2 separate regions of the Mus musculus genome follow, and region 1 is linked to region 2. The links are chromatin loops, found by intact Hi-C in ENCODE. Cell type or tissue: left cerebral cortex. All regions are shown on one strand.

The links. A loop is a pair of places that touch in the nucleus more often than their neighbours do. Peaks named below come from ENCODE experiments on the same cell type or tissue, not always from the same donor. Only the 100,000 strongest peaks of a DNase experiment are listed, where the experiment ranks them.
Region 1: it touches region 2 in a loop (2.5-fold over the local background); 2 of 42 quality-filtered maps call a loop at or near these places.

The regions. Positions count from the first base shown.
Region 1 is chr2:114,401,285-114,409,284 of GRCm38, reverse strand. No RefSeq gene overlaps it. Among named protein-coding and RNA genes, the nearest start is that of Gm31146, 25 kb to the left of the region's middle. In left cerebral cortex, no CTCF peak of the experiment used is centred here; no DNase peak of the experiment used is centred here.
Region 2 is chr2:114,268,664-114,276,663 of GRCm38, reverse strand. No RefSeq gene overlaps it. Among named protein-coding and RNA genes, the nearest start is that of Zfp770, 71 kb to the right of the region's middle. In left cerebral cortex, no CTCF peak of the experiment used is centred here; a DNase peak (open chromatin) is centred at 3,780.

The DNA of each region.
Region 1 (8,000 bases), 130 kb before region 2:
CTTTAACTCTTAAATTGGAGCAGAGTATTATTTTCTAGGATCCACTCTATTTAAGTAATTCAAAGATTATAAATCTCATCTGCAAAGAGATAAGAAATAAAAGATAACCAATATAAAAATGGTAGAAAGTCTTAAAAGTTTTAATAATTATTCATTCTACCATAAAGAAATTATACCTAAAATAATTTATATTTGTTCGTGTTACCCCTGGGAATGTAGAATTATACACTATATCAGGATCTCTCACTCTAAAATTTCTTTTTTTCCATAAAAAGAATTTATGCTTTGATAAGGCATGTAATCATAAAATTTCCCTTTATATATAACCTGTTTTTGCTGAACTACTCAACTTTTCCTCTAATCATGAAACTACCCTAGTTCTCATAATACTCATAAAATTACCAGTGACTTTAAAACTCACACCCACACACACAAACACACACACACAGCATTTAATAAGACTGATTTGAAGGTCAGACTAAGGAGTACAGTCGCAGAAAGTATGGACTGCATCCTAGTCTTCAGTAAAGAAACAAATTCCTAACATCTTACAAATTCTTTGCAAATAATTATAAAACACTCTAAGAGCCTAGTGCTTTGATTCTAGTTTCTTCTAATCCTAAAACAACTCCATCTTTGCTCATAGTTAATTTTGATATCTTAGACATATTTTCATTGAATAAATTGAATTTTACCTTATTCTTATTTCTTTTAAAAGTATTTCCCCTGTCTTTTAAAAATTATGTTATTGTTTTATATACACACACACATACATATGAAGGTATATATATTCACGAAGGTAAAGAAATACAGTAAAGACTGACAACTTGGATGCATATGGTTTTGTGGAAAGGATAATTGCAAGTGGAGGGGTGATTAGGTCTCCACTGAGGAGCTGTTTCTCCTGTCTCTGCTGAAGCAGACCTTCTTGAGACCTGAAGTTCCTATTAACTGCTTGAAACCAAAAAGATTCATTCTCAGTAAGCTAAGAAATCCAGATTTAGCTTGTGCCTTGGTAAAAGTTACTTGATGGCAAGAAAGTGAGTCCCCCTAATGAAAGCTGACAGGCAGGACTCTTGCCACACTCTGTTGGCATCTAAAATTGCGGCACATCATTCAAGCGAAATCAATAATCCAACTTTTATGTCCTAGGCTCACTACAGTGAAATTTCATTATTCTATGATCATTTGGGTCTTGCTGGATTAGGCTGTGTACTGCAGCAGTAAAAGGCAGCTCAAATAGATCAAAACTGTATTTGCCGGACTTACCCCACGATCCTAACATTTAAGCAGAGATGCTATAAAAGTTAGAGCCTTATTACCTGAACATTCCTATCCTGAATAACATTTAGAAGTTTAATTGACCATATTGAAGAGTTAAATTTATAAACTGTAGTGTTCCTTAATCAAGGCAAACAGAGTCAGCAAGAGGTAGTTTATTTCAGTGTAAAACTTGGAGGATTACAAGAGAGAAACTCTGCCTTCTTTCTCTTTGGACCCAACTTCCCCTGCAACCCTCTTTTTCTATGGAGCCAGAGTATTTTTTATAGAAAAGAGGACTTGTTCTTAGGGAAGGTCCACACGGCCGTAAAAGCTAGGTCGTACATTTGCTTTAAAGCAGGAGCTCCTTAAGTGTGTTTGCACAGGGAAGCATGGACCAGGCCCAAATCCAGGCTTAAACATTCTCTCCTTGTTATCACCTCGTTAAGCTCCCAGAGTCAAGACTATGCCTCCTACATTCACAGGTATGGGGCCACTAATTAAGAAGAAGGGGATCATTACCAATTCTCATTAACATCAATTGGAGTTTTAAAGCCAAATCCCTGGACTGAAAATTTACCCCCTTAATGTTCAACACAGGTGAACGAATAAAATCATTTAAATGCCTGTATCATGGGGGAGTGCAAATGTGCTCTCCAAGGATGAACAAATTGCTCGCTGCAGTCTGGTGCTAATCCTATTGCTCAGTGAAAGGCAGGCAGAGCTTTGAAGAAAAATATACAACTGGAAAGAAAGACACAGGTGGAGAAAGAGATGCTGACAGAGTGGGTGGTGCTGATGGGAACAAAATATGGGAAGGGGGTAACTGGATGTCCAGGTTATTATCTGAAAGGTGTGCCATTTTCAGTAAAGATATTCAGGAGAGCAAAAGTATAGCTGGAACCTAAGCGCTCGGTAGATATTTGGACTGATTAGTGAAGAACTAATGCCCACCCATGTGTTTTAATAAATGTTAACCTGTCGACGAGTGCTTGAATCTTGTACATGATTGGATTCTTATTGTTCGAAAATTTTCAGGATCATACTCCTTAGTTGAGCTCTGTAATTGTAAGAGCGATATATAACACTTTTATTGTAGGGAAATGTTATATTAAGATGCTTCAAAATGCTTCAGTATATGAAGAAGTTAAAGTGTCTTGTGTTATGTGATTTGAGAGTTCAGTCCACTGGTGTGTAAGTCATATGCAAATTGCCTTTGGGCAGGACAAATAACTTTTACATCGAACAAGATATCCTCTTCTTTGTAATTGGAGAGGGTAACAAAAATTTTAAAGGAATTCGTACTTTTCTTGATAATTTTCACTCTTTACCTCACTGTAAACAAGCCCAAAATATTCATAAGATTAATATTTGCTTCTAAATGATATTCACATTCAATAACTATTTCTGGCTTCACAGAATGATGAGTAATATCACTAATTATTTTATGAATTGCCCATATTTAAATTATATTAGTAATGTGAACTGTGACTAGCCTTCTGCCAGAATATAAGGGTCTGAATTTTTCAAAACATCAGATTTCTTCATATTACTGTCAATAGTAGTTACAAAATCTTAGAACACTGTCACTGGAGGGAACCTTCAAAGCTATCTAGTTAAATGCCACAGTTTACTTTTGAATTCCAAAAATTAACAGACTTTACAAAGTTTGTAGGATCCTATTAGAAATTTGGTTTCCTGACCCTATAGCATCCCTGAGATGAACAGTTCTCTAGAGACAGCTCTTGTCCTTCATTTTGTCAACTCAAACTATCTGGGCTCAGATTCAAAAAATGTTTTAAATTTGTCATTAATAATAGCAAAATAAACCTTGTTAGAAGAAATATATATTATATTTGGATGTATGTATATTAACATATAGGTATGGAAGATATATATTATATTAGTATATATAATATATTATATTAAATGTATACTAAAGTGATCACTTCTTTCCTTCAGATAGGCTTGCCTTACCACTATGTAGACATTAACTTTTTATCTGTTCACCTGCTTAAAGATTGAAAGACAGTGATAATAGATGTATAGATGCATCATGGGATGAATAAATTGTATGAGTAAGAATAGATAAAATGAATGTGTTCTTGAAAGAGCGAGCACATCAATCCGTGGCTACATGGCATTTGTACCCATGTGTCTAGATATACCTCACCAATCAGTCATTCAGAAACTCTAGCTTTCAGAAGGGAAAAATCTTTGGTGCAAAAATGTGATAGAACAAGCCTAGCGTTTAAAGAGGTCATTCAAGGGACTCTCCTGACTTCCAGAAAGGAGGTAAGAAGAGGGTACCAACTGTCTGAGCAAGCTGTAACTTAGCATTTTGATATATTGGTTGGTTATGAATCTTTGCCATTTTATATTGATTCATAAGCAGTAGTTAATGTTGCTTGGTATATCAAACCTTACCTGAGCATGAAGTGTTGACATTTGTATGTAGCTTCTATCTTCAAGGAGCTTAAAAACTAAAAGTGTTTATCCTTCAAAGCTTTCCCCACAGTGATGACTTATAACCTAAACCTGTTGTTCTTGAGCATTAAATACCCAAGCATTTATGGAAAGTATTTTGAATCTTCCATCAAATAATTATTGGCTTTTTTGTAAGATAATATATTAGTTGCTGTCGTGAAGTAGTTCATAAACTGTTAAGACAAATAAAACTAGCTTATAAATACTTATAGATTAAATGGAATTAAGTGACAGTATTATGTAGGAAACACTGTCTATTCTAACAATCCCGAGGCAATAAAGACAGAATCACAGAAATGGGAGAAAATGTTTGTCCAAACACTATCAGTGTTGAGTAGCCATATCTGGGATCTGATTCCACCAGTCACTAGGTTCTCAGTAGCACTGTCTCTTTGAAGATGGTGTGCCATTTGCATAATTAAAGCAAAAAGAATATTGAAGTGTCATAATAAAATGTTGCTCAGTAGTGAGGAAAAGCAGCTTCTACCAGTAAAGTAATTTTGTAAGTAGAAATATCGTTTTTCCTGTAAAGTCTCTACAACATCTCACAGTTTAGTGGTCTTTCAGATTGGATTTTCAAATGAAGAAAATAGGAGAAACTGTAGGTGTGGTGAACCATCCAGAGGAAGCTACAAAGGAAAACTCAAACAACCAACTCATATTAATAGGCATTCATTCCAACCCAAGGACAACAGTATCCCTTGTGACATACAGTCTGTAACACTGAATAGGGGCGTGAGGTGTTAGGTATTGCACTTGAACTCATGAGCTTTAGAGCTGACCAGAGAATAAGCTCACTTTTGCCTTTGTTACCTGTCAGTTAAGTGACCAAATATCTCTGTCATCTGTAAAAACTAGCTAATGTCACAATAAAAATCAGTGGCAATTTTTACTTCTCTGCACTGTATTCCTTTACCACTCTTGAAATGGCAAACAATCATTTCTTTAAAAATCTGGTTTCTTACAATCTGTTACAAACTCAACTGTTGAGCCACTGGCTTATAAATCAATTTGGAGTTTTATTTTTTAAAAATTCTCTTAATGCCTAAACAGTCCATGCACATATTTCAATGTGACTTGATTTGAATTTTATGGGTTATCTGAGTCTCTGTCTTGTTGCTGGGAAGAGAAACCATGACCAGAGCAATGCTTATAAAGGAAAGAATTTAACTGGGGTCTAGTTTACAGCTTCCCAGTCTTGGTTCATTATCATCGTGGGGCCTTGGTGCACATGCAAGCAGGCATGGTGCTGGAAAATTCGTTGAGAGTTACATCATGATCTGCAGTCAGGAAGAAAGAGAAAAGGGGAGCTAGCTTCAGTTTCTAAAACCCCAAAGCCCACCTCCAGTGACACACTCTTTCTAACAAAGCCATACCTCCTAATGACCAAGAATTCAAGTTTTTCAGCCTATGAGGGTCATGTGTTATTTTCCTATTTTTTTATTAGATATTTTCTTTATTTATATTTCAAATGCTATCCTGAAAGTTCCCTATACCCTACCCCTGCCCTGCTCGCCTACCCACCCACTCCCACTTCTTGGCCCTTGCATTCCCCTGTACTTTGGCATATAAAGTTTGCAAGACCAAGGGGCCTCTCTTCCCAGTGATGGCTGACTAGGCCATCTTCTGATACATATGCAGCTAGAGACACGAGTACTGGGGGTACTGATTAGTTCATATTGTTGTTCCACCTATAGGGTTGCAGACCCCTTCAGCTCCTTGTGTGCTTTCTCTAGCTTCTCCATTGGGGGCCCTGTGTTCCAACTTTGATGACTGTGAGCATCAGCTTCTGTATTTGCCAGGCACTGGCATAGCCTCACAAGAGACAGCTATACCAGAGTCCATTCAGCAAAATCTTGCTGGCACATGCAATAGTGTCTGGGTTTGGTGGCTGATTATAGGATTGATCCACTGGTGGGGTAGTCTCTGGATAGTCCATTCTTTCTTGTTAGCTCCAAACTTTGTCTCTGTAACTCCTTTCATGAGTATTTTGTTCCCTATTCTAAGGAGGAATGAAGTATCCACACGTTGGTCTTCCCTCTTCTTGATTTTCTTGTGTTTTGCAAATTATATCTTGGGTATTCTAAGTTTCTGGGCTAATGTCCACTTATCAGTGAGTGCATATCTAATGACTTCTTTTGTGATTGTGTTACCTCACTCAGGATGATGCCCTCCAGGTCCAACCATTTGCCTAGGAATTTCATAAATTCATTCTTTTTAATAGCTGAGTAGTACTCCATTGTGTAAATGTACCACATTTTCTGTATCCATTCTTCTGTTGAGGGGCATCTGGGTTCTTTCCAGCTTCTGGCTATTATAAATAAGGCTGCTATGAACATAGTGGAGCATGTGTTCTTATTACCAGTTGGAACATCTTCTGGGTATATGCCCAGGAGAGGTATTGCTGGATCTTCCGGTAGTATTATGTCCAATTTTCTGAGGAACCACCAGACTGACTTCCAGATTGGTTGTACAAGCCTGCAATCCCACCAACAATGGAGGAGTGTTATGAGAGTCATTCTTATTCAAGCCACCACATCCCATTCTCCTGGCCCCCACAGGCTTCTAGTAATTTCATAATGCAAAATGCATCAGTCCAATTCCAAAAGTCCCCATAGTCCTTCACAGTATTAACACTATATAAAAGCCCAAATTTCAAGTTCAAAGTCTGAGACTCATGGAAATGTCTTTACTATAAACCCCTGTAAACGTAAAAACAGCAGATCATGTACTTCCAACACACATTGACACTGAACATGCATTGCCATAGCAAAGGGAAGGAAAAGGAGCACAGTGGGGAAATACTTGACCAAAATAAGACCAAAAACAAACAAACAACAACAACAAAATCCAGAAAACAAACAAAAACAAACAATAACAAAGAAACAACAACAACAAACAGCTGGGAAAAACTTCATGTCTGATGCCAAATCTCCATGTCTGATAACAAAGTGTTCTTGAGATCTCCAACTTCTTCCATTTTTGTTCACTACCACACACTTCTCTCTCTTGGGATGGTTCCACATCTGGTCTGCAGCTTTCCTTACTGGTATCCCAAGGTTCTGGTATCACTAACATCTTGTGGTCTCTGAGGCTCTCCAAGCTTCATCTTCACAGCTTCTCACCATAGCCTCTCTAGGACTCCATCAGAACCCCTGACATATATCTGATCTCAAAGGTTTCCTTAGCCATGGAGGGAGACTCTACAACTTCTTTCACGCATCCTTGACTCTAAAGCCAGAATGATGTGAATGACGCTGTCTAGTTCTACTGCTTGCTGGGCCTGGAATATGACCCCCTTGTTCAAATACATTTCTACCAGCTTTATGCTTTCAATGGCTTCCTTCACTGTCCAAGTTTGGGTGTCCTGGAATATCTTCTATATACCAGGCAGACTTCAAACTCAGAGATCCGCCTGCCTTTGCCTCTGGAGTACTGGGATTAAAGGTGTGTAGAACCATGCTCAACCATAAGCTTTTCTTTAATACCTTTTATATGTAGGGATCTTAGCTGGGTGGGGTCTTGCCCTGAAGAAACCACTCCCTTTATTCCATTTAGTATTTGGCTCATCTCCTTACACTTTTTATCTCCTTAAACATTGGACTTATCTCCATTTTTACTTCCTGGTGCTTCTTTTCTGTTCAAAGTATACATTTTGTAATTTGCCATGCTCAACTTGCTACTGTTCATTATAAATCTGGTAAAACTAACCACTATAGCCACACAACTGAGTCAATACTAGGCTGCCTTGAAATCTCCTCTGCCAAGGCCATTGATCTGAAACTTTTCTATTTAGCCTCATGCAAACATTTTTGGACAAGAGCAGAAAGCAGCCACATTCTTCACTAAAATATTACAAGAATAATCTCTAAGCCACTTACTAATTAATATTCTTCTCTGGAATCTCTTGAGCAGAGCTGTTATAATCTGCTTTACTATCAGCACCACTGTCTCCTCTGCTCCTCTTAGTATGATCAATTAAAGCCCTAGTAAAGCATTCAACTATTTTTTCCTAATCCAAGGCCCCCAAAATCCATATTCAGCTAAAAAAAAAAAAAAAAACAAAAACATGGTCAGACCTATCAGCACAGTGCCCTAGTCCCAACCTCGCTTCTAGTACCAAATTCTGTATTAGTCGGTATTCTATTGCTGTGAAGAGACACCATGACCACAGCAACTATTAAAAGGAAAACATTTAATTGGGGCTGGCCTGCAATTTTAGAGGCTTAGTCCATTATAATTATGGTGAGAAG
Region 2 (8,000 bases):
GGACATTTTGACATGAACAGCTTTCTTTGTCATTCATCTCCTCAGAGCTGAAGAGAGGCAAGAGGAATGAGTTTCAAGTTTAACTCATGTGCTGGTCTTTAATTACAACTGTTCAAATATTGCTGTTCTAATGCAGACAACAAATACCACAGGCAAGCTTCGGCTTTGTGTGCTAACCTATAACTTCAGGTTTGCCTAAGCCCGGCCTGTCCTAGTCACTAGTTTGGTCCCTGCATTGGCATGGTGCTTAGCAGAATAGTGCTTAGCTTGCAAAGTGAATGGATCCATTGGAAGAAGAGAAGACAGGAGGGAGAAAGTGAAAAAGAGGAGAAAAGATGAATCAATTTGACCTGCATTCAAACAGTTGCTTTCAGTAATATTTTCCTGAAGTTGTTTTGGATCTGGGGATAGATGCTTAGCAATACAACGTTTCAAAAGTTTTCATGGATATAAATCATAGCCATAACTCCGGTTACTATGACCTGTGGGTAACAAGTGCATTTACTTTTCTTGTTGGGTAATTGATAGAAATAATTATGGTGTGATAACAGGTTTCCGTGAGATTCTTTTCCACTTCATACCTCGATGTGACTTTGCTTTTAATATGACTGAACGCTCCCCTAGCATCAACTGTGGTTTTGTTGAGAAGGGAATGATTCTTCAGCAGTGGCATTTTTAGTCTTTTCTCTCCTGGCACAGTTACCTGATGTTAAAGATAAAGATAGTATGTCTGCTTTGCAGTTGATTTGAATGTGTGTTTGTTTCCAGTAATTTCAGCTTTCTTACCCTGGAGTAGTTTTACCCATCACTTAATTGTCCCTAGCTGATGTCTAGAAGGTCTTTTTAAACTCCTTAACTGCACAATGAGGCCTCAGTGGACACCTAGATTGTGTCTGCTTGGGAAAATGCCAAACACTAATGAGTATTTTGCTTAATGGGATGGAAACTGAAAGTGCATGCCTCTTCCCTGGCTGATCAATGCCCACTCCTGTTTTTCCAGTGTATCTAGACATCCTAAACTCAAGAACAAAGGCTGTAGGAGCCAGATCACTTAGTATCTTCTCAGAGAAGGATTTACAGATTCAGAACTTCTTTTGAGTTGGACCTTGAACTGAAAAAGAGAACTGGAACCCTTTTGAGCTAAAGCTCTTATAGTTTCAGACATTTTTTTGCATGTTAGTTTGCAGGTAAGGATAAGGGAATAAATCATGTTGTTTAAATCTAATCTAAGCAATACTTACTTCAATAACTACCATTTATTATGTTATCCTCATTTCATTATAAAATATTTAAAACTATATTTACTTTGATTTTTGAAGTTCAGAGCCCAATGTTTTTAATGCAAGTTTTAAAATAGCTAATTAAAACACTACCTTCATGAGAAAAAAAAAAGAAAAGGGGGAGAAATCCCTTAAGTAATTCAGTAAACCAACATCATCAAGTATGCTTGAGTGAAGAATGATTTCCATGTGATGCTCATGTCCCACACAAGACTAAATGAAAAGTATAGTGTGTTTCATTTAACTGTATCTGGTCATATTGATACAGCACTCCCTTTGGTAACCTTTATAATTTACAGATTCTGTAAAGGTGTTAGATAATTTTCTAAGGCATTTACATTTTTCAGTTGAAGTTCACATCTTGCCCAAAGTTTCTGGGTCTGGAGATGATGAGAAAAGATGAATGTTGCATCTAGCTAACACAGGTGGTCTCATATCTGAACTTGGACTTCAGGACCACACTTTCCCTCTGGCATCTATAGTCAAGTCACCATTTTGCTTCATGACACTATTTCATGTCTTTGGAGACTCTTGAAAAATACAAGCTTCTAAATTAGAGTTTATAATAGAAACCTTGCCTGACCCTTAATAATTGTTACTTTACTGAAACATTCTAATGCCTGAACTAAGTTGCTTATTATACCAAACATGAAGTCTTTTGACCCTCAAGGTTCAATATTGATTAGTCCTACTTTTGTCAATATTTACCTCTGGTGTCAACAATGTTCAGTCTGGAATAAATTCAAGGGTGAATATTCTTCTTAATCCACACAAATTTAAAATCTTCAGTTCCTACAAATTATCATTTTACTTAGTGAAATACTTTGTTTGCTTCTTCTTCACTCATAATTTATGATTAGATAGTGGGCAACAAATGTCATCATAGCAAGTCAAGTATAAATTAACACTATACTGGAGAAAGAATTCATTAAAACTAAAACTTTCACTGATAAAATCCCTCTAAGTCTAAAGGTTAGGTAAAGCAGGCCTCTATTATATATTCAACAAAAGGGTCTCAGCTATCTTTTAATCCTGAGAACATGGAGGGAATTTTTTAACAGGAAAGCTGACGTGCTTTCTTTGCTCTTGGATAATGCAATAGAAGGTTCTAGATTTTCTTTAAGCTGTGATATTTTTCATGCTATCAACTATGCATTAAAGCTATTCTCTTCATAAACTATATGTTTTTCACTCAATTTCCTGACAATTCAAAATTTAACTATCAAATAACTACAGCGGAAACATTATGATGGCCTTAGTTAAAAAGAAATTCTCAGGAAAGAGAAGAAATAGGAAACTTTTATTGTGCTCTGAAGATGGATACTCTCATGAGAATTTCCTCCCCTTCATGTGCCTTTATACTTTAGTGATAAAATATATACTTTACATTTCTACAACCGCAGGTTTATAATGTACATTATTTCGTGTTGTACCTCTGCAATTAATATCATCATTACTTTCCTTTGAGTAAGCTAATATCATCTCCACATCTAGGAAAAGACATTTTCATTTTAATTGTGCGACAAGTAGAATTCTCCCTAAAGGATAAAACAGGAAAATTGAGTCTGGCAAATATTTAACATTATTTCCACTTGGCTTAAAAACAGGAAACTCCTCATGGAAAATATAACAAGGGAAAATGGAGAGATGGATCCGTGGTTCAGAGAAAGTACTGGTTTTGCAGAAGTCAAGAGTTCCATTCTCAGTACCACTATGTTGGATGATGCACAGCCACCTGTGATTTCAGCTTCAGGGTATCTGACACCATCTTCTGGCCTTTGTGGGCAGGTATTTACATCTGTACCTCCCTAAATGTGCATAATTTTAAGAATAAATCATTTTTAAGTAATAAAAGATTCATGGTATAAGACTAGTATGAAAGAGAGGAATCTTTATCCCAGTCTCATCCTCTAAGAGATAAGCTTTATGGTTGACAAATTTATCAGCTGCCAATTCTCTTCTGGCTATGTCTAGAATCAATAGTGAAAATTCCTCATTATTCTAGTTTTTTATTTTGGAGCCCAGGATGGATGCACAGATGGGCAAGATGGTACCTGCCCTGCTGCTGATACCCATGATGCATTTCACCAGAGGGATGTTCCTGGTGGCATGGTGGTATAGCACTTATTCTGTCAAATAAGAGCTACATGATACTCTGCTTATGCTTATTCTGAAATCTCCCTGATTCACTGATGTAAAGCCAGTCATGCGATTTCAGTATTAACTTTGCAGCCTTTTGTTTAAACTAATGCCACGTATATACCTTTGCTCCTGGATAGAAACACATGCATTGCTGCAGAGCTTCAAAGCATCCCTCTGACAACATAAACTCCATGTCCTTTTAGCTTCTACTAGAGATATATAGAGACAGCTTCTTCTGGGTGGCTGGATGAAACCTGTGAATGAATTGATTCCTCTGGAATGGGAGCTTGCTGATTACATCAGCATTATCCTTTCATCTTCTTTGACCAGAGGAATTGTCTTTGCAGATATGTCTAGTCTAGCACTCTGTTTGCCTTTCCTGTCAAGTCATTCCCTTCCAAGTAGAAAGAGCCAGATGTATTCTGAAGCATTCACAGTCTATTTCAGGACCCTGTAGTTAGCAAAGACTGTTCTTTTCTATATAACAGATTGTTTAAATCTGCTGCGGTGTTATACATGCATTATCTCCTTTAATCTTCCTGGGAATTTGTTAAGGTGCAAAGAGATTCGATGACCTGAACCAACACCTAGAAGAGTGAACCTGCTTACTCTGCCCCTGGGCTCTTACTCTGAACCACTCAGTTTCTAATGTTTCTCTTGGAACTGCCTTCCTATCACTAAAATCATATAATGAATTCTTTCAATTTGGTAGAAGAATGAATTCCAAGAACTTATGAACAACTTTGTTCAAAATGGAAACTGTACCGAAGATAGAGCTGGAGATCAGAAGAATGTTCATTTACTTCTCGTGTACAAGTTGGTCCACAGGATTAAAGAACGTAGCAATATGATGACTCTCTCTGCCTTTTTAGACAAAGCACAATTTTACCACACAATTGCTCAAGTGCATGTTCTATAGTGTGCATCAGACTCCTCACCAATATCATATCTGCAGGGCTCTGGGTCCATATGAGAGCTTATTTTCAATAAACAGTGAATGACTTCCATTGTCCTTTATGATTCGAAACCATGAATCAATGCAGATTCCTCTAGAAACTTCTCTAAGGAATAGCAGGCACTTTCAATTAGCCTCTAATTAATTTGCTTTATTCTATAAATTAAAAATGGGAGAGTTATTTTAATTCAGAAACAGAGGCATAAAAATATGGAACAAAGATTCAAGGAATATCCACATCATAAATCAGAGTACATATAAACTCATAAATACATACTATGTTCATTCAGATAATGGATGCTTTCTTCCCAACACTCCTTGGTTGCCCAGACCACTTCTCAGTCCTTAACAAATTGCAAAAGTCGCTTGCTTTAAATCAAATTCATGATAAACATTTGCAAGGTCTAGCACATCCAGGTCTCCAGTTATTTTTCAAAAATGAGTCAGTGGAAAAATCAGGTTTCCATAAAGCATGATTTTTACATAGGCCTTTGGATGATGAAACTTGGTATAATGAGAGAGAAAAGGCATTTTAAATCTTCATGGAGCTGTGGAAACGAACTCGTGTGTGTGTGTGTGTGTGTGTGTGTGTGTGTGCAGTGTATACATGTACTTTAATTCCTTATTGCATACAAGGAAAAGCCCATATCCACACCCACTCAAACAATGTTCAAGGCTCTTTACAAACTGAGGCCAGTCTACCTTTTTAAGACTATTTCCCATCAATGGCTTGTATGTTTCACATTCTCCCATGACTGCACGCTTTGTCCTGGCAGCACTGCATACATCCATGTGTCAGTGCCCCTGAGCATGCTTCCTCTTAAGCCTTTATGTCACCTATTTAGCTCTGTTCATTTGGCAATATTACAAGGCTCTTTCTTTTTACGAACACTTTGTCAACTCCTCTTTTTTAAATCTCCACTCACTATGCCCTACAAGAAGTAACTTTTATTTATATCTCTAGTTCTTGCAGTATTTTATTATTATTGAATATGTTTACATGTACTACAGCTCCAAATGAAAAAAAAACACAACTTATTTATTTTGTACACCCAAACATACTGTCAGATTTCAATACACATTTCTGTCTTGAAGTCTGATATGTAATTGCAGCTGCCCTTCTATACTAATACAGACTCAAATGTGCCTAGCAATTCATGAAGCAGTGTGAAGACGTTAATTATCTCTGCTACAATGAGAACTTTCTACAAGTGGAAATGGAAGAGAGATTTCACTAAGGAGCCAGGGAAACCTCTTTTGCTGCCATTAAAATTGCAAATAAATGATTTAAAAATGCACACTCTAAGCACTTCAGCTGGAGAAATACCAGCCTAGTTAAGGATACAACCAAGTGCTTTCTGCTTAGCTCTCCACCTTTCTGACTCTAGAACCCACCGAATACCCACCCATTCTCATGCATGGCTCTTTCAGAAGGAGAAAACAGTAGTTTCCTAACATATCTAAAGTATATTAGTTCCACATGAAAGTGGTGGGATGTGTGTACTACCGTGATGTAGTCCTTCTCTAAGCACTGAGAGCTTCTCTTATTCCCTTGTTCATCAGAATTAAGCAGTGGATTCTCAGGCAATATGATGAGACTGTGTGTGGAGGATTCTCCAGTTTCTGTTCCACTCTTACACATCACTCCTACTAAGGGCAGCAACATTATCCCAATATCACACACAACCCAGTGCACTTCAGTTTGCATCTCAGCTCTTGCTGGAAGCTGGAGTAGATGTAACATTGACAGCAACCTGGGCCTCTTCAGGTCCAATTTTGATCCTGCCTGCTTCAGAAGACGGGTGGTTAGACTTTGTCCTCCCACTCATGTGGTTGATGTTGCAGAAAGAATCCAAAAGTATGATTATAAACTGCCAACAAATTTTCTTCTCTACTTTAGAAGGTGGGAACATTTAAAAGCCTTACAATGAGAACTGGGCGTTTGTTTAGAGGTTGTACTAGAGGAACACTGTTCTTCGTATAGTCTTGAGTGAAGACCAGTGCTCCTGTAGCACAGGAGGTCATCCTTTTTGATCTAGCAGCAGAAGCTTCAGCGGGGATGCACATCAAACAGTGAGGAGGAAGCAGACACCAGCATGACCAGCTGGATCAGCGGAGTTAACCCTAACCATCAGTTAGGTTACTGATGCCACACACAGATGTCACACACACATAGCCTTCTTGGTTCTGTCTGTAGAAAGCTGTGGGTTCTTTTCTCTTCCTTTATTACTTTTGCTTCCTCAGACTTCAATCAGAAACAGTTTGTATCAACAAGGTGATGTCACTCGTGTGTACAAACAAATGCTAATAGCTACCACAGCTCTAGAAGTAGCAGGGCCATCTTTTGCATTTTTTAACAATTCATGCTAGTGGGTGTTGTTTTTCTCATCATAATTTCCAAGATCAGCTGCCAAAGAGCATTTCTCAGAGATTTTTGTAGCATATATGTATCCAGAACATGGGTGCAAGAAATAAACAATGATGGCAGGAATCATCCCTAGGACTGGAATTTTAAGTAACTTCTCCTAGGAGATGAAAGACCCTCATGTCAACATTTGCATATCAAGATTTTACTCACACATATACTCATCATAAAGTGTAGCCCAATGCCAGGAAAATTTACAATTTATTTATTTCAGGTGCTAAAATTAGTCTGTGCTGAGGATGATTCCAGCATTGGAACACAAAGGAACATCAGACTATTGGTGCACAGGCGCATTTTAGGCAGTTATGTGAAAGTGAGCATTACCCTCATAAGCCTTGGCTTCCCTCTTGCTTAAGTGAATTAGGCTGTGAAGATTCCTATTAGCGTGTCTCTCTGTGTCTGCATTGTGTTTGCGCATGTCTGCTTAACAGGTTTTTTACTTTTCTCTTAGCTCTCCTAAGTTTTCCTGCCTCTCTCTCCAGTTGCTGAGCCGACAGGACATGGACAGATCAGACTAAGTGAGTGCAGCCTGCAGAGAGCAAAGCCAGATTTACTAACTTTGAGACGACTTCTAGTGAGCTCTCACCATACACCTGGCTGGCTTGCCATAAAGGCAACTGAGCCCATCGCCCTAAATCGGTTAAAAGATGACACTGAGAGATTTTCAGCAGGAACGATTCCATTTTTCCCTCTCACCAGTTACATGGTTAGCTGGTCCATGTACTGATTTGTTATAGCACATAGAGCTGACTTGCGCCTTGCCAGCCTTCTCAATGCCTTCCTGGCACTGGAAACTGACAATCTCCTGGGAATGTATATGAAGGAAAGTCTGAGCTTCCCTCCTTCAAGGACACTGTGTTCAATCCATTATCTCTAACTCATGTGCAATAGCCTAGTCTATCAAAATACAGTGATTGAATAAAACTTTCATTCTAGGTAATGAATGCATTGATTTAATAAAGGATTTGTTCTGTATGGTATTATAGTTCCCTAAATGAACACTGAAATCCTAAAATGGGAAACTTATCTTTGGTCTAAGTTAAAGCATAGGCACTTCTTTTAAACTGCATACCCTAATAAGGCAGCAACCAACTTGATACTTAAAGCAGGAAAAGTCTATTATATGAGTTCTTAACATTTTCCAGCTATTGTAAAGCCACCTGCTTTTCCTATCATAAGTACATCTGGCATCCAGCAA